2 separate regions of the Homo sapiens genome follow, and region 2 is linked to region 1. The links are chromatin contacts, found by Hi-C or POLR2A ChIA-PET in ENCODE. All regions are on one chromosome and are shown on one strand. Each heading gives the region's core, a stretch centred on a gene start or an enhancer-like site at or near the end of the contact. The rest is flanking DNA. Distances are from core to core; before and after follow the strand shown. Region 1 holds the start of H2BC12 (H2B clustered histone 12). Region 2 overlaps CARMIL1 (capping protein regulator and myosin 1 linker 1).

Region 1 (7,774 bases), core at 2,042-4,541:
CCATTTTCTTAGGTCCACTGACCTCTTTACTTCCAACTTCTAGACTTAAAGATACTAGATAACAGCAGAGACCAAACATATGATTGCCAAGTCCCTAACCACAGTTAAATAAACCTCCACTTTTCAATCCCAGAGCTACTCTCAGTTTCCCAAAGGATGGGAGAATCTGAAGCAGGCAATTATTCTGTGCAAGCGTTCTTCAGCAGGCTGTAACAATTGCTAGATTGAATTGCTGTGGTCCAGAATCACACAGCAATTATTGCAAAGCACTGAACTACTCTTTAAAAAAAAAAAAAAAAAAAAAAATTTATGAGACAGGAGACAATTTAGCACATTCAACTTTTTAACAATTTAAAAGAGATTATGAAATATACAAATAAATAAGTTAAAAGAGCCCTATTTTTGCTCCAAATTAAGTCAAATTAATACACGTGGCTAATGAGAAAATAGATGACAAAGAGATATATGGTATAATGGAAACAAACAAGAGCATAATGGAATCTTGTTCTGAGTCTAATGATTTGAGCAAAGTAAGCTTTGCATCCATTTAGCTATTTGTAAAATAACAGTGATCTGAACTTTTTGATTCCTTCAAGCTGTTAAATTCTGTGCTATCAGCCGGGCGTGGTGGCTCACACCTGTAATCCTAGCACTTTAGGAGGCCGAGGCAGGTGGATCGCCCAAGGTCGGGAGTTCCAGACCAGCCTGGCCAACATGTTGAAACCCCATCTCTACTAAAAATACAAAAATTAGCTGGGCATGGTGGCAGGCACTTGTAATACCAGTCATTCGGGAAACTGAGGCAAGATAATCGCTTGAACCTGGGAGGCGGAGGTTGCAGTGAGCCAAGATCTCGCCGTTGCACTCCAGCCTGGGCAACAGAGTGAGACTCTGTCTGGGGGGGGGGGGGGGGGCGGAATCTGTGCTATCAAGAGAAATAAAATGAGATCATTTTGAAGGGAGAAAAGGGGTGAGGGTGAAAGCAGGAGAAAGTTATGGCCACTTCCACCCAGTATTTCTATTAAAACACAAATGCACTTCCAGAATTTTGTAAAAAGAGCAAAAAGGACTGAAAGTAAATTGTATAAAATCAAGATGATATGTCCATTTGCAAAAATAGTTTGTAAGTCTAAAGGTAATAACAGCAGATAGCTCCAGAGTAAAAATTTTAGTCTATAAAAAGTAGTCAGGTATACCTGAAGGTAGAATTCATTGGCATAGTGTATTTTAGTTTATTTTTTAATTTTATTTGCGACGGAGTTTTGCTCTGTTGCCCAGGCTGGAGTGCAGTGAGGTGATCTAGGCTCACTGCAACCTTTGCCTCCTGGCTTCCAGCAATTCTGCCTCAGCCTCCCGAGTAGCTGGGACTACGGGCACATGCTACCACGCCCCCCCTAATTTTTGTACTGTTAGTAGAGACGGGGTTTCACACTATGTTAGCCATGCTGGTTTTGAATTCCTGACTTCAAGTGATCTGCCCTCCTATATAGGTATAGATATAGATCAGTGCCTCCTATATAGGTAAACAATAAATATAATTATTTGTTGATACATTTCTTAGAATATTAATGTAACCCCAAAATTACTGGTAGGATAAATAAGACTTGGATCAACAGTGAACATATGCTTTGCATGTATGAAGTTTTTCAATATGACCCTGCTAATCTCCAAATGCCTAAGGGCGGGCAATATCCCCAAAGACTAGAACAATGCGTGGCCAAATATGTTAAATACACACACACACACACACACACACACACACACACACACACACAAAATTCCCCTGTGAAACTGGCCTACATTTCTAAATCACAAATTTAGCCAGGTAACAACCTAGCTTAAAATTCGTGGACTCTTTCTTTCACTTGGTTCTTCCAAAAAAGTTTCACACTGCTCATCACCGGCATAGTCATTCTAGCCTCTAATCACACAATAAAACCCACCACCTAATTCTAACCCACCACCTAACACTTAGCTCAAACCCTGTGCTGCTGGGGAAGTTCCCTTCTCCTCTACTCCAACTTCTTGCTTCGGGGCGGACTGTCTCTAGTCTGTCTGTTGTCTCCCCTCTGAATCTACTTGCTTTTCATTTTCCTTTTCTATAAGCTTTCTTGTCAAAAGGAAAAATTACTGATTGGACCAATTGACGCTGAACATGCCTTAAAAACTAGTAAACTATTCCAAAAATCTCCGTGATGATTTCATGTTCCGTTTCTTCACTCCTGAGAAAAGCTGTGCTCCTCCCCTTACCCTTGCAGACTATCCTGCCTGGTGGTCTGGCATCTTCCCGATGTCCCGTGGGCTGCAGAGATGGAATCAGGGGGTGAGGGGGAAGCAAAGCAAGGCAGAGCTGGGTACAGCCTAGAAGAGGTTAAATAAGGTAACTGCTCGAGCGAAAGCCATACGTACTGGAACGCCATCGGGAACCAAATTTACTAATATATAAACTCACGTTAGAACGCCATTACATGGTGGAAAGTACACGTGACACAATAGGCTTTCAACAAGTTCTAACAGGAAGTCACAGCACTCGACACAACGGAAGTATCCATTTTCGCGCCAAGAGCCAGGAAGCACTTTCTGTTAACACAAGTTTCCTGCACATCCCTAATTTTTTAGGCGCCATATTCCTCACTCAGTACTAACAAAGTGTATGTGGCTTCTCCTTAGCCAGACTCGATTACAAGCACTGCATGCATTACTCAGTGTGATAAGATCATGATAATCCCTTTAAAAAGATCGCCCGAATTTAAGCCTGGATTAGGAACACGTGTTTACAGCTCTAATATCGATAATTTAAGTGGCTCTTAAAAGAGCCTTTGGGGTTGGGCTTTAAGACGCTTACTTGGCAAGTTTACTTAGCGCTGGTGTACTTGGTGACGGCCTTGGTGCCCTCGGACACGGCGTGCTTGGCCAACTCCCCGGGCAGCAGCAGGCGCACGGCCGTCTGGATCTCCCTGGAGGTGATGGTCGAGCGCTTGTTGTAATGCGCCAGGCGGGAAGCCTCACCCGCGATGCGTTCGAAGATGTCGTTGACGAAGGAGTTCATGATTCCCATGGCCTTAGAGGAGATGCCGGTGTCGGGGTGGACCTGCTTCAGCACCTTGTACACGTATACGGAGTAGCTCTCCTTGCGGCTGCGCTTGCGCTTCTTGCCGTCCTTCTTCTGCGCCTTAGTCACGGCTTTCTTCGAGCCCTTCTTGGGCGCGGGAGCGGACTTCGCTGGTTCCGGCATGTTGAAGGCGAACTACGAGCCTGAGACGAGCAGCAGATCGAGAAAACGGGAAGTAATGGGAGCAAGGTACCAGGAGTCGTTTTTATATAGGACCTCTCATGCAAATAAGGTGAAGAGTGAAAGTCCTGTATCTGATTGGTGGTTATTAGGGTGACGTCAGAGGTTAGTTATACCCAATCAACCCAATCTGCAAATCCAAAAGACGTACTTCCATTGGTTAAAACTAAGCTACAACCCTAACCAATGACATATCTTCTTTTTCGCGCCCAATAGTGTTTATAAAAGGCGCTGCCTTTCCTCGTTGGCTACTTTCAGTAAGTTGTGACCAGTATGTCTGGACGTGGCAAGCAAGGCGGTAAAGCTCGCGCCAAGGCCAAGACCCGCTCTTCTCGGGCTGGGCTTCAGTTCCCCGTGGGCCGAGTGCACCGCCTGCTCCGCAAGGGTAATTATGCCGAGCGGGTTGGAGCCGGCGCGCCAGTGTACCTGGCTGCGGTGCTGGAGTACCTGACCGCTGAGATCCTGGAGCTGGCTGGCAATGCGGCCCGCGACAACAAGAAGACCCGTATCATCCCGCGTCACCTCCAACTGGCCATCCGCAACGACGAGGAGCTCAACAAGCTGCTGGGCAAAGTCACCATCGCGCAGGGTGGTGTCTTGCCCAATATCCAGGCCGTGCTGCTGCCTAAGAAGACTGAGAGCCACCATAAGGCCAAATAAGGAGCGAGGTTGTGAAAACTGGAAAACAAAGGCTCTTTTCAGAGCCATTCTACACTGTCTTAGAGAAAGCTGGACACAGTCATGTTTGTTTCACTTCATGTTTGCTTCGCTAGATAACATTGTAAAGCGCTTCTTTCGCGGTTGGGCTGGAGCAACTCTTTACAATGTTTCTAAATTAACCCACTGGAAAGCAATGAAGACCCAAAAGTTGTTGTAGGATACTCCGGAGAAGCTTATTCAGCAGGGGTAATAAGTGAAATCAAACGTACAAATCCCTGAAATCTATTTACTAATTCCAGTGGTTTTTTTTTTTTTTTTTTTTTTTTTGAGATGGAGTCTCCAACAGGCTGGAGTGCAGTGGCGCGGCGCGATCTCGGCTCACTGCAACCTCCACCTCCCAGGTTCAAGCGATTCTCCTGTCTCGGCCTCCCGAATAGCTGGGATTACAGGCACACACCACCACGACCGGCTAGTTTTTTTGTATTTTTAGTGGAGACGGGGTTCCACCATGGTGGCCAGGCTGGTCTCGAACTCCTGACCTCAGGTGATCCGCCCGCCTCGGCCTCCCAAAGTGCTGGGATTACAGGCGTGAGCCACAGCGCCCGGCCTCCAGTGTAATAATTCTATTACATTAATAGTGTTGTCAAACAGCCATAAAAATGGGATATACTTGCCATTCTTTAAAGGCAAATTTTGCAATTCTAAGTATTCTTGAAAAGCAAGAAAGGGCAGCCTGATTCTTAAGTGGTCTAACTCTTAAGAGTAACTTTACCCAGGTGATGAAAGTCTAGTGACTCATTTGCATTAGAATTTGATTCCGATGGAAGGAGAATATGGGATGCAGAATTTCCTGAATCCCATATTTGTAAATCCTTAGTCCCATTTCTTTGGAGCAGGTGTATTAATGCACTCTTGTAGTAGCTTAGGATACAACATAGCTTTTTCTGTCTAGCTAATTTGTATTATCAAATTTATTAGATCGGGATTGCTATTGCTTTTGATTGCTTGTCCACATTAATTTACCTACCCTAGGAAGCCCTATGAGTTTCCTTCCTCCGCCCCACCCCCTCTTGATATTACTTGGCCTGCTTTTACTTCATAGCCTCAAGGCTTTCTGGCTATTCCCACAAAATGCCAAACACATTTTCTGTCTTAAGGCCTTTGCACTTTAAATTCCCTCTTCCCCTGATAACTACCTTTCTCACTTTTTTTCAATCTATGTAGGTCTCTGATCAAGTAACACCTATAAAGAGGTCATCTTTGTTTATCTCCTCTCTAAAATGGAGGGCCCCATTACGCTCTCTATGCCTATGGGGATAGGATATATATTAATTGAAATATTACATGTATACATCTTTATTTTTTCTCTACGGAATTCAAGCCACTTAAAAAAGACACCAAAAAATAGTATTAACTTTATGTATTTCACAAAGATTTAAGAGGACATAGTTTGTAATTCAATACACATAGATTTGTTTGCTACTCCCAGTCTTTGCATGCAGAAGCCCAATTGAAAAAGAAATGCAAGAGATGCAGAACGAGAAATTATAATGTAGTGACATATGAGTTCTCGATAAACAGATGCTGAGATGGAGTTTGGGATGCAAAATGTTTATTAGGGCTCAATATCTGTGAAGGGGTGAAGGAAATAGGATTGGGCAAAGGAAAATGTCAAACTATGATACAGGCCAGACAAATGCTCAACCAACCCAGTGGAGAGCTCTGGAGCCAGTATGCCTGTCAAGTTGCCCCCACATTGGGCCAAAGGGGCTCTAGACCACCCTTTTTAACTCCTCTGTGGGTCACTGAATGAGGACTGCCCGGGGAAGGATGCAGCCTTGAGTGGGGAGGAGCTCTGCAGCTGAGGCAAACACTGAGGAAGCTAACAGCTGGTGTCTATCTGCTAACTGTGCTCTCTGCAGTTGGGCTGCAAGCCCTTCCTTGAAGGAGGATCTGGGCAGTGTATTTCCATGTCTATGACATATATTAACATGAATATAAATATCAATGTTAAGTAAGGTCTATGATAGTATCTGTGAGACTGACTTTAGCATGCATAAGTGCATAGCTGGTATTGCTCTTTGACTTTTTTTCTTTTTCTTTTTTTTTTTTTTGAGATGAAGTTTTGCTCTTCTTGCCCAGGCTGGAGTGCAATGGCCTGATCTCGGCTCACTGCAACCTCCACCTCCCAGATTCAAGCGATTCTCCTGCTTCAGCCTCCTGAGTAGCTGGGATTACTGGTGTGTGCCACCACTCCCGGCTAATTTTGTAATTTTAGTAGAGTCAAGGTTTCACCATGTTGGTCAGGCTGGTCTCGAACTCCTGACCTCAGGTGATCTGCCTGCCTTGGCCTCCCAAAGTGCCAGGATTACAGGCATGAGCCTGTAATTACTTTCATCAGGGAATTTAAAGGCCGGGGAGGGGCGGGTCTTTTCTTTTTAGAGAAATAAGAAAATGTACAGACATTCTAAAAATCTTTATTAGTTTGATATACTCCTGTAAGAGCTTTAAATGCCTCAATCATTGCACATGGAAGGTGATAGAAAACAATTATAAAAGAAATGGGAGATTCTTCCACTAACTTTTCCTACCCCAGATTCAGCAAATCTCTTTACTTTTCCTGTACTGAGAAATAATCCAGCTTTGCCCCATACTGAAGAAACTTCAGAATGAATATTTGAGGCTCAAAAGAGAGGAGAGGAAACCTTTAAAAAAACCATGGAATGAGTTTCTGTAGTATGGTGGTTATCACGTTAGTCTCACACGTGAAAGGTCCCTGGTTCGAAACCAGGTGGAAACACATTTTAGGCTGGGTGCGGTGGTTCATGCCTGTAATCCCAACACAAAAACTTAGCCGGGCGTGGTGGCAGCTGCCTATAGTCCCAGCTACTTGGGAGGCTGAGGCAGGAGAATTGCTTGAGCCCGGAAGGCGGAGGTTGCAGTGAGCCGAGATTGTGCCACTGTACTCCAGCCTGGGTGACAGAGTGAGACTCCAGCTCAAAAAAAAAAAAAAAAAAAAAAAAAACACCTATAAGAGATATTTGGTGCCGACCACTTATGGGCTACATATGCAATATGAATGTGCTTATTTATTTCTCACAACCTTTTGAGGTGGGTATTGTTTGGACTCTAATTTGGAAAAGAAAGTGTGGTGTTACTTATCCAATCAGATTCTCAATTAGTAGGAGAAAAAGCTATCAGAATATTATCTACTCAACATGGAACACACACATAACTGCCTTCTCTTAACTATCTGGTCTCATGTGCTTTAGTCTAAGGTATATAGAAACTTGGGTAAGAATTGTTAAAGGGAGATGTTGAAAGGTTCTACCAGAAGAGTATCATGATCATATCTGAATTAATAGATACCAAATGAGAAAGAATAAAACTAGACTTAATTATTCAAACAGTGTTTACAATAGTTTAAAGTGAATAGCTAAAGATTCCTGAAAATGGGAATCACACTTAAAATATATACTTTAAAAAAATATATTTTTAAAACACACACAATTTTTAAAATGCATACATACATGCTTTTCCTCAGTTCCGCCCTTCCCCCTCATCTTCATACCTATTACAGATGGAGTCGTTGTCATGCATTCCTTGTAAGGAATAATTCTGAGAAAATCAAAATAGTAAAGTCACATCTAAAAATATGTGAAGGTTTATACCCCAGAGGAGCTGCATGATTTAAATAATTAACAATGACAAAATATGGGAAATATATGTGATTATGGATAATGAAGGGTGCTTAACTAAAGACGGAATAATATAATTTTATATCAGGCTAACTATTGACATGGCTTCACTTACCTGGGAAGC
Region 2 (7,774 bases), core at 3,781-6,280, 1.8 Mb before region 1:
CTGATTGGTGCGTTTTTACAGAGTGCTGATTGGTGCATTTACAATCCTTTGGCAAGACACAGGGCGCTCATTGGTGCATTTTTACAGAGTGCTGATTGATGCATTTACAATCCTTTAGCTAGACACAGGGCGCTGATTGGTGCGTTTACAATTCTCTACCTAGACAGAAAAGTTCTCCAAGTCCCCACTCGACCCAGGAAGTTCAGCTGGCTTCACCTCTCACAAGTGATCTGCCTGCCTGGGCCTCCCAAAGTGCTGGGATTACAGGCATGAGCCACAATGCCTGGCCTTATATTTCTTATTATATCATAAAATCACAGTGGAGTTGGATGGGGGTGAGGGAGGGCAGTCTGTGAAAGAGAGAGGTTCTGAAGTCCAAATGAGGGCAGAATGTGGACTTCTCTGGCCCTGAGGAGTGGGTTGGGTTGAGTACTATGGGGTGATTTGATTGGACAGGTTCTGATGAGTCTGGTAGTGGGTACCTCAGGAGCCATGAGGACATTTAAATGTCACAGTGTCACAGAAAACATAGAAGATTGTTCCCTAACTTGGGTAGTGGCATGAGAAAGTGGGTCTGTTGTTGGGAATAAGGTAGGCTCGGATGGTGGTTTTTGAGGGTGCCAAGAAATGTCTTTATAAGGTTTCAAATGTACATAGATGTAGAAGGAAGAATGGTGCCATTCTAAAGTTTTTTTGAAGTGAAAAACAAAAATAATATATTTTAAAGATACAAATAATTTCCATAAACATATAACAATCCATAGAGAAGAGGGTAATGTCCTTCTGGTGACATTAATTGAAATACTTTATGCCAGATTGGACAAAATCTATGTTTAAATTACTGGTATTAGTATTTTGGTATTTTCCCTTTAGTAAGATAATCTTGATAACCTTGATTTGCTTTTTGTGTCCTGATTACCTTGACATTAATATCTTGAAATAGAAAAACTGTGGTTCTTGCTTTGGTAGTACATATACTAAAACTAGAACAATAAAGACATTAACATGGCCCCTGTCGAAGGATGACATGCAAATTTGTGAAATGTTTCATATTTTTTAAAACAAAATTATGGCTTGTATATTTTTAAAACTTTGTATTATGCAAAACTTCTTGAGAACAAATAATTATGGGAACTTTTAAATACATGCAAAAATAGAATAGGATAATAAACTTCCCATCTACATTTTATTTATTTATTTATTTAATTTTTGAGGTGGAGTCTCGCTCTGTCGCCCAGGCTAGAGTGCAGTGGTGTGATCTTGGCTCACTGCAACCTCCACCTCCTGGGTTCAAGCAATTCTCCCTGCCTCAGCCTCCTGAGTAGCTGGGATTACAGGCATTTGCCACCATCCCCGGGTAATTTTTGTATTTTTAGTAGACATGGGGTTTCACATGTTTGCCAGGCAGGTCTCGAACTCCTGACCTCAAGCGCTCCGCCCACCTTGGCCTCCTAAAGTGCTGGGATTACAGGCGTGAGCCACCGCGCCCGGCTGGTTTTTAAGACATGAAATTTCAGAATGTTTGTTTTCAAGAAAGAAAGCCCAATTGCCTCAATGCTTTATTTGAGGACAGAGCCTGAGGCACAGGAGAATAGCACGGTGGGACATTACTGGCACCATTGCCAACACAGCTCACACGCAGCAACAGCACGTTTTGTTGGTTTTGCCAGCGTTGATGCTCAGATCCCTCTGTGGCCACCAATAGCCAGCACCTGTGTCAAAGGTGGCTGCCTCAATTAAGACACAAACCAAAAATTCTAATTATATAGTAGTTTCTGTAGTATCAGCCACGTGTACAATAGGTACTCAGGTGTCATTTGCTTTTTCTTCTACCACAAGAGTGGCCTTGGACTCGTGTGTCCGTTGGGTGATGGTTGAGGTTGCTCTGAGCCAGTCCCCTCCCCTGGTCCACTCAGTGGAAGCTGTGTATGCCCACATGGCACTGTATGGACACCAGTTTGTGTTTTTTTAACAAACATTGCTATTTTTAGATTTGCTTTCAGAATGCGACCTATGGGGCAGAGGACCCAGAAATATATAGCTTCTACCTCATTGCCTCGTTCTCAGGGATATCCAAGCCTCACTGCCTTGAGAAATTAAGAGACAGTTCCAGCAGGTACTGTCTTACTTGATGACTATAAATTCTATAATCATTGCTAATAATAGAGTGTTTTGTTCAAGCCGCTTAAATTTGTTTATTTTTTCCTCTCGGCAAGCCTAACATCATCATCCTCAAAAGCATGGTTGCCTGTGAATTTCCTTTTGGATAGATGTAACACTATTTAATTTCGCCCATCCATTCATCTATCCAAGCATCCAGCAAACATTTATCGAGTACCTATTATGTGCTGAGTACTCTTTTAGATGCTGGAGGGACAATGATTAATAAGATAATCTTTCTTTACAGAGTTCACATTCGGTGAGAGAGGAAAGTTGGACATTAAAACAGATAGTAATGTGGTGAGCTAAGTGCAGCTATAAAGTTATGTACAACTTATCAGGAGAACCGTTATCTAAGGCATCCAGTTCACAGAAGGGAGGAGGGAACACCATGTAGGCAAGGGGAATTTCACTATTATTGCCATATATCCAAGGCCAAGAGTGGTGAGAGAATGGGCTGGAGATGTAACAAAGGTGCTCTGTGACAGAGTTTGAACTTCAGTTTGCTGGTGAGGTGTGGGGAAGTCTATGAACGGGATTCGAACAGTTGAGTGGCATGATTATATTTGTGTTCTAGAAGAATCCCTCTGGTGGCTCTGTGCAATGTGGTTTTCAGGGAGTGAGGACTGGAGACAGAGTAGATAAGTGAGAATGCTGAGGGGCCTAATGATTCGTTCATGCATTTCATTTAGTAAACATTTATTGAGCACTTACTATGGACCATGCCCTGTTATAGTCATTTGGAATTTATTTTCACATAGATAAACAGAAGAGATAAATAGTAGTAGCTTTTTTGGGATAAATAGATACCAAATAAATCACAGTGTTCGCTTTGATCATGACAAACTTTTGAATACATGTTTTCTAGAGTTATATATTGATTTGGTGGTATTTTTATTTTGGATTTGGATCAGTCAGCACTAACATAAAAAATGGCCTCTTTCATGGTGCAAATTAGTAAGGCTTCACTTTCAGCTCTTGAATTTTTCCAAGACTCATTATTCCAGTCTGTAGATTATTCTGAGCCTTAGACTCTCATTTTCTGCTCATTAGCACCTCAAAGAATGGAGAGGAAGGAAGAGAGAGAAACTTCAGTCTGACTTGCTACTTGTTAGAAGATTTGGTAAAGAAGGTGATGAAATTAATATTTAGTTTTCAAAATCAGGTTACAGATTGTTTTTGGGCTTGTTCTTGCCTGCAGTTCTTGCTTTCTCTCAACCATAGCTAACTTGCTGTCTGGATACATCCGAGTGTATTTGCCTCATGCACAATGAAGGGTAGGATTAACCTTGGAAATTTGCTGTGGGCAAATAGCCCAAGAATTAATACATTTAATAATACATTTAATTATTTTACCAATCACACTGGTTATTTGCAGTGTCAAAGCAGTTACCTTGGTATGATATAAGGACATGGAATTAATTTTGTTGTTTATAATCTTTGTGTGTGTGTGGGGTGGGTGGTGAGGACGGAATCTTGCTCTGTCGCCCAGGCTGGAGTGCAGAGGCTCAATCTTGGCTCACTGCAACCTCCACCTCACAGATTCAAGTGATCCTCCTGCCTCAGCCTTCCAGGTAGCTGGGATTACAGGTGTCTGCCACCACACCTGGCTAACTTTTTGTGTTTTTAGTAGAGATGGGGTTTCACCATGTTGGTGAAACTGCTGACCTCAAGTGATCCACCTACCTCAGCCTCCCAAAGTGCTGGGATTACAGGCCTGAGCCACCATGCCTGGCTTGTTGTTTGTAATCTGATATCTTGCTACTTGAACTTTGTTAGTATGGTTTAGGAGTAGGAACTTTAAAATGAAAACGAACACCGCCCAGGACGTTGAAGAAATAACTGTACCCACTTCATAGGGTTGTCAGGAGGGTTAAATGAGTTAATATAAGCAAAGACTAAGGTCCAGCACATAGTAAATGTCATATAAACACTGGTCATTTTTATTGATTTTACTTTGAAAGTCAATTAGAATTTGCATGAAAGTAACAAGCAATAGGTGAAAATCATGATAGTACTAGATAATACAAGACATCATGAGGCCGGCTGTGGTGGCTCATGCCTGTAATCCTAGCACTTTGGGAGGCTGAGGTGGGCGTATCACCTGAGGTCAGGAGTTCAAGACCAGCCTGGCCAACAACATGGTGAAACCCCATCTCCACAAAAATACAAAAATTAGCCAGGCATGATGGCCGGTGCCTGTAATCTCAGCTACTTAGGAGCCTGAGGCGGGAGAATCGTTTGAACCTGCGAGGCCGAGATCGCACCATTGCACTCCAGCCTGGGTGACAGAGTGAGACTCTGTCTCCAAAAAAAAAAAAAAAAAAATCACAACAGACTAGATAACACTCTATGATGTCACCTTTTACTTCACTAAGAACACATTTAATGTACAGACTATATGCATTTTTAAATGCTCTGGTTCAAGGAAAGTTAAAAGTGTTTATAGTTATAGGTCTACATTTGAGAAATACTTGTTATGAACTGAGGAACAGGCAAATCCAGCATTTGGGCCACAACTTTTCTTTGATAGTTCCCCAGATAATAGGCTGAAGAGCATATGCAGAGATATAAAAGTCAATGAATAAGTGAATAGCTGAATCTGTTGAACACTATGCTCACAGTTTCTAGTTCAAGACAAATGAAACATTAACATAAGTTGTTCTGAATTTTCTAAGTGAAGAATTCTACCCTTCTTTAAGTTAAAAGATTTATAACCTTTTCAATAGCAGTATATATTCTGCAATTCAGCAGCTTTTCTTTCTGTGATTTTGAAGACCATCTTTTGAAGATGCAGAATTTAGAATTCCTACTTGGGGGCATTTCTTCAATTCAGTGAGCCATTCATGAGATTCAACCAATGGAAACATTAAACACAATGAGTGTGAGGAACTGAAAGTGCTTTGTTTTTTGGTTGCAGTGACTTCTAATTGAAGCAAACCAGCTATACATGTGGATGGTCATGACTTTATAATTACAATTAAAATATTTTCAGTAGAAGACTGAGGCCTCAGGGAAAGCATCGTATGAAATAGAGAATAATCACCAGATGCAACTATGGGCCCCTTTTCCGAGTGGGTAATGATTTCTTTGCCTCTAGCTGTGAGTTGGCAAATGGACTCTGTCATTTTGGGTATCTGTTGGAAGAAAGAAAAGGAAGGAACAGAACGATGAGAGAAACAGTTCATAAGAAAAAAAGAGAAAAAGATCTTGAGCAGATAGGCAAGTAGAAGTAAAAATCCTCACTGTTTGAGGCCTCCAGACCTTGTTGAACCATGTTACTATTGTAGCATTACACCTGCAATGTGTCTGCAGGTGTTCTGGATGTTTTGAAACTCATTTGATGTAGAAGCGTTTCTTGATGTCAAGTTATGTTGGATTTGGCATCATTATTCTCTCTACAACAGTAGAGTAAAGGCTGGAGAGTATTGAAAGGCTAATTTTTTTTGGTGATGTCTGCCTTAGTTAAAATAGCTACTATTAGGTGATAGAAATGAAGGTATTTAGCACACACAACAGTTTTATTATGTTTTGTCTTTTAGATGTGGATTTCTCTACTTTTTTTGTTTTGTTTTGTTTGAGATGAAGTCTCGCTCTGTCGCCCAGGCTGGAGTGCAGTGGAGCGATCTCAGCTCACTGCAACCTCCGCCTCCCGGGTTCAAGCAATTCTGCCTCAGCCTCCTGAGTAGCTGGGATTACAGGCAGGCGCCACCATGCCTGGCTAATTTTTCTGTATTTTTAGTAGAGACGGGGTTTCACCATGTTGGCCAGGCTGGTCTCAAACTCCTGACCTTGTGATCCACCTGCCTTGGCCTCCCAAAGTGCTGGGATTACAGGCATAAGCCACCGCACCTGGCCTTTTTTTATTTTATTTTATTTTAAGAGACAGGGTGTTGCTCTGTCATCTAGGCTGGAGTGCAATGGCATGATCATAGCTCACTGCAGCCTGCAACTCCTGGGCTCAAACAATCCTTTCACCCCAGCCTCTCAAAGTGTAGCAGCTGGGACTATAGGCACAGACCACCACACCCAGCACATTTTTACAATTTTTTTGTAACAAAAAAGGGAGGCTTCTTTTTGTTGCCCAGGCTGGTCTTGAATTCATGGCCTCAAGCGATCTTCCTGTGTCGGCCTCCAAAAGTGCTGAGATTACAGACATGAGCCACCACACCTGGCCTCTACTTAACAGGCACTACCAAGAAAGTAGGAATGACTGCCCTAAGGGGAATTAGCTTTTACTCCTTACTGATGGGGATTTCCTGCCTCCACTACTAGAGAAACCCACATTTCCATGTTTTACGTTCAGTACTCACCAAACATTTCCAAGTGCCTGGCACTGTGCTTGTCTCATCCACAGATGCTCTGCCAGTAGAAAATGGAATGGTTTTAATTGAGAAGACATGAGGAGGACTTCTATTTCTTAATTGGAGTCTATAAGCAAACTTCAAAAGAATCTTTCAGCTTCTCATTGGTTTAAAAATTATGACACTGTCTATTATATGTTTTGCATAACTTTAAATCTTCTTTTAGTCATATTGTATTGTTTTCTTTTTTGAGATTTGGGGGGGTCTTGCTGTGTTGCCCAGGCTGCCCTTGAACTCCTGGACTCAAGCTATCCTCCTGCCTCAGCCTCCCAAGAAGCTGGGGATACAGGCATGTGGCATAGTCAAATTGTTTTGCAAAAGTGTTAGCTGCTTGAGATTTTAGGCAGATTGGAAGGTGTCGATCACTTCTTTTCTCCAAAGTGTAAAATGGAATAATTGCTGGAATTGGATGTCAGTTTGTTTTTATTCTAGACACTATGAAACATGACTAATGATGCCAGGAATACTTGAGTCAGCATGTGAAAAGGAAAAAGCAATGAGTTGTTTCTGCCCAGTGATCAGAGCCAATTAAGCAGGGTAAGGCAAGCTAATGTTGGTGTGGGCCGCAGCAATGAAGATTTTGTCTGTCTTGTTCTGTATGTGTAGGACTCATGATAATTACAAGAGGGCATGCAATATCAGCAGAATACAGTTTAGGAATGAAGAATCAGGAGACACTGAGTTTCCTGCCTAGGAAAATTTTCTGTGTGAGACTAGCCACTGGTGTTGAACTATGTGCTAGGAAGCATTTTACTCTATTGTTATACATTATGAACTAATCATCTGTTTAAGATTTTTCTGGTGGCAATTGCCTAGTTTAAAAAAACAAACAGATTTTAAAACATTGCAAAAGTGAAGTATTGCAAAAATAATAATGCTTTCCTAGATGCACCATGAACTTCTTCCTGAAATTAGTTGTGATTAGGCAGCTCACTGCCCTTTCACATGTGCTATTTTGAGATCTCATTATTTGGTGCTATAATGATTGATTTTGCTAATATATGTTAGTAAATTTGTTGCCAAGTTTCTCTTAAGCCTCTGGAATATGGCTATTATTGACATTACCTGGTAATTTTTTAAAAATAATTTTTTCTAGACATATATAGGTACACATATATATTTACATATATATATATATATATATATATATATTTTTTTTTTTTTTTTTTTGAGACAGGGTCTCAGTCTGTCACCCAGGTTGGAGTACAGCAGCACAGTCTTGGCTCATTGCAACCTCTGCCTCTTGGGCT

The links. Hi-C counts contacts between places; a loop is a spot of excess contacts on that map. ChIA-PET counts read pairs that join two places held with the same protein, here RNA polymerase II (POLR2A). Pooled maps may share reads with other maps.
Region 2: a loop to region 1 is called in a map of OCI-LY7, with 12 times the contacts of the local background. The contact joins the enhancer-like site here to the promoter of H2BC12 in region 1. A Hi-C loop is called at or near these places in 1 of 168 maps with a recorded cell type or tissue (OCI-LY7) and 1 of 50 pooled maps. POLR2A ChIA-PET finds 5 or more read pairs at or near these places in 1 of 52 experiments (OCI-LY7).

What each region holds. Positions count from the first base shown.
Region 1 is chr6:27,143,564-27,151,337 of GRCh38, forward strand. It overlaps H2BC12 (H2B clustered histone 12), which reads right to left and starts at 3,292. Exons shown (of 1, transcript NM_001312653.2): 1 at 2,798-3,292. The coding sequence starts at 3,235. The coding sequence ends at 2,855. H2AC12 (H2A clustered histone 12) reads left to right here and starts at 3,543. Exons shown (of 1, transcript NM_080596.3): 1 at 3,543-3,999. The coding sequence starts at 3,566. The coding sequence ends at 3,952. It overlaps MIR3143 (microRNA 3143), which reads left to right and starts at 4,063; the gene lies at 4,063-4,125. RefSeq lists enhancers at 2,190-2,299, 2,719-3,635, 2,890-3,349, 3,680-3,929 and a silencer at 5,709-5,758.
Region 2 is chr6:25,382,646-25,390,419 of GRCh38, forward strand. The region is part of intron 2 of CARMIL1 (capping protein regulator and myosin 1 linker 1); the gene reads left to right. All of the region lies in intron 1 of LOC124901281 (a long non-coding RNA gene), which reads right to left. It also overlaps the pseudogene RNU6-987P. Among named protein-coding and RNA genes, the nearest start is that of CARMIL1, 110 kb to the left of the region's middle. Within about 2 kb of position 5,031, at least 2 of the 41 ENCODE cell types and tissues checked have a DNase peak (open chromatin) inside an H3K27ac peak, as active enhancers do; they include OCI-LY7, where a contact is called at or near this core.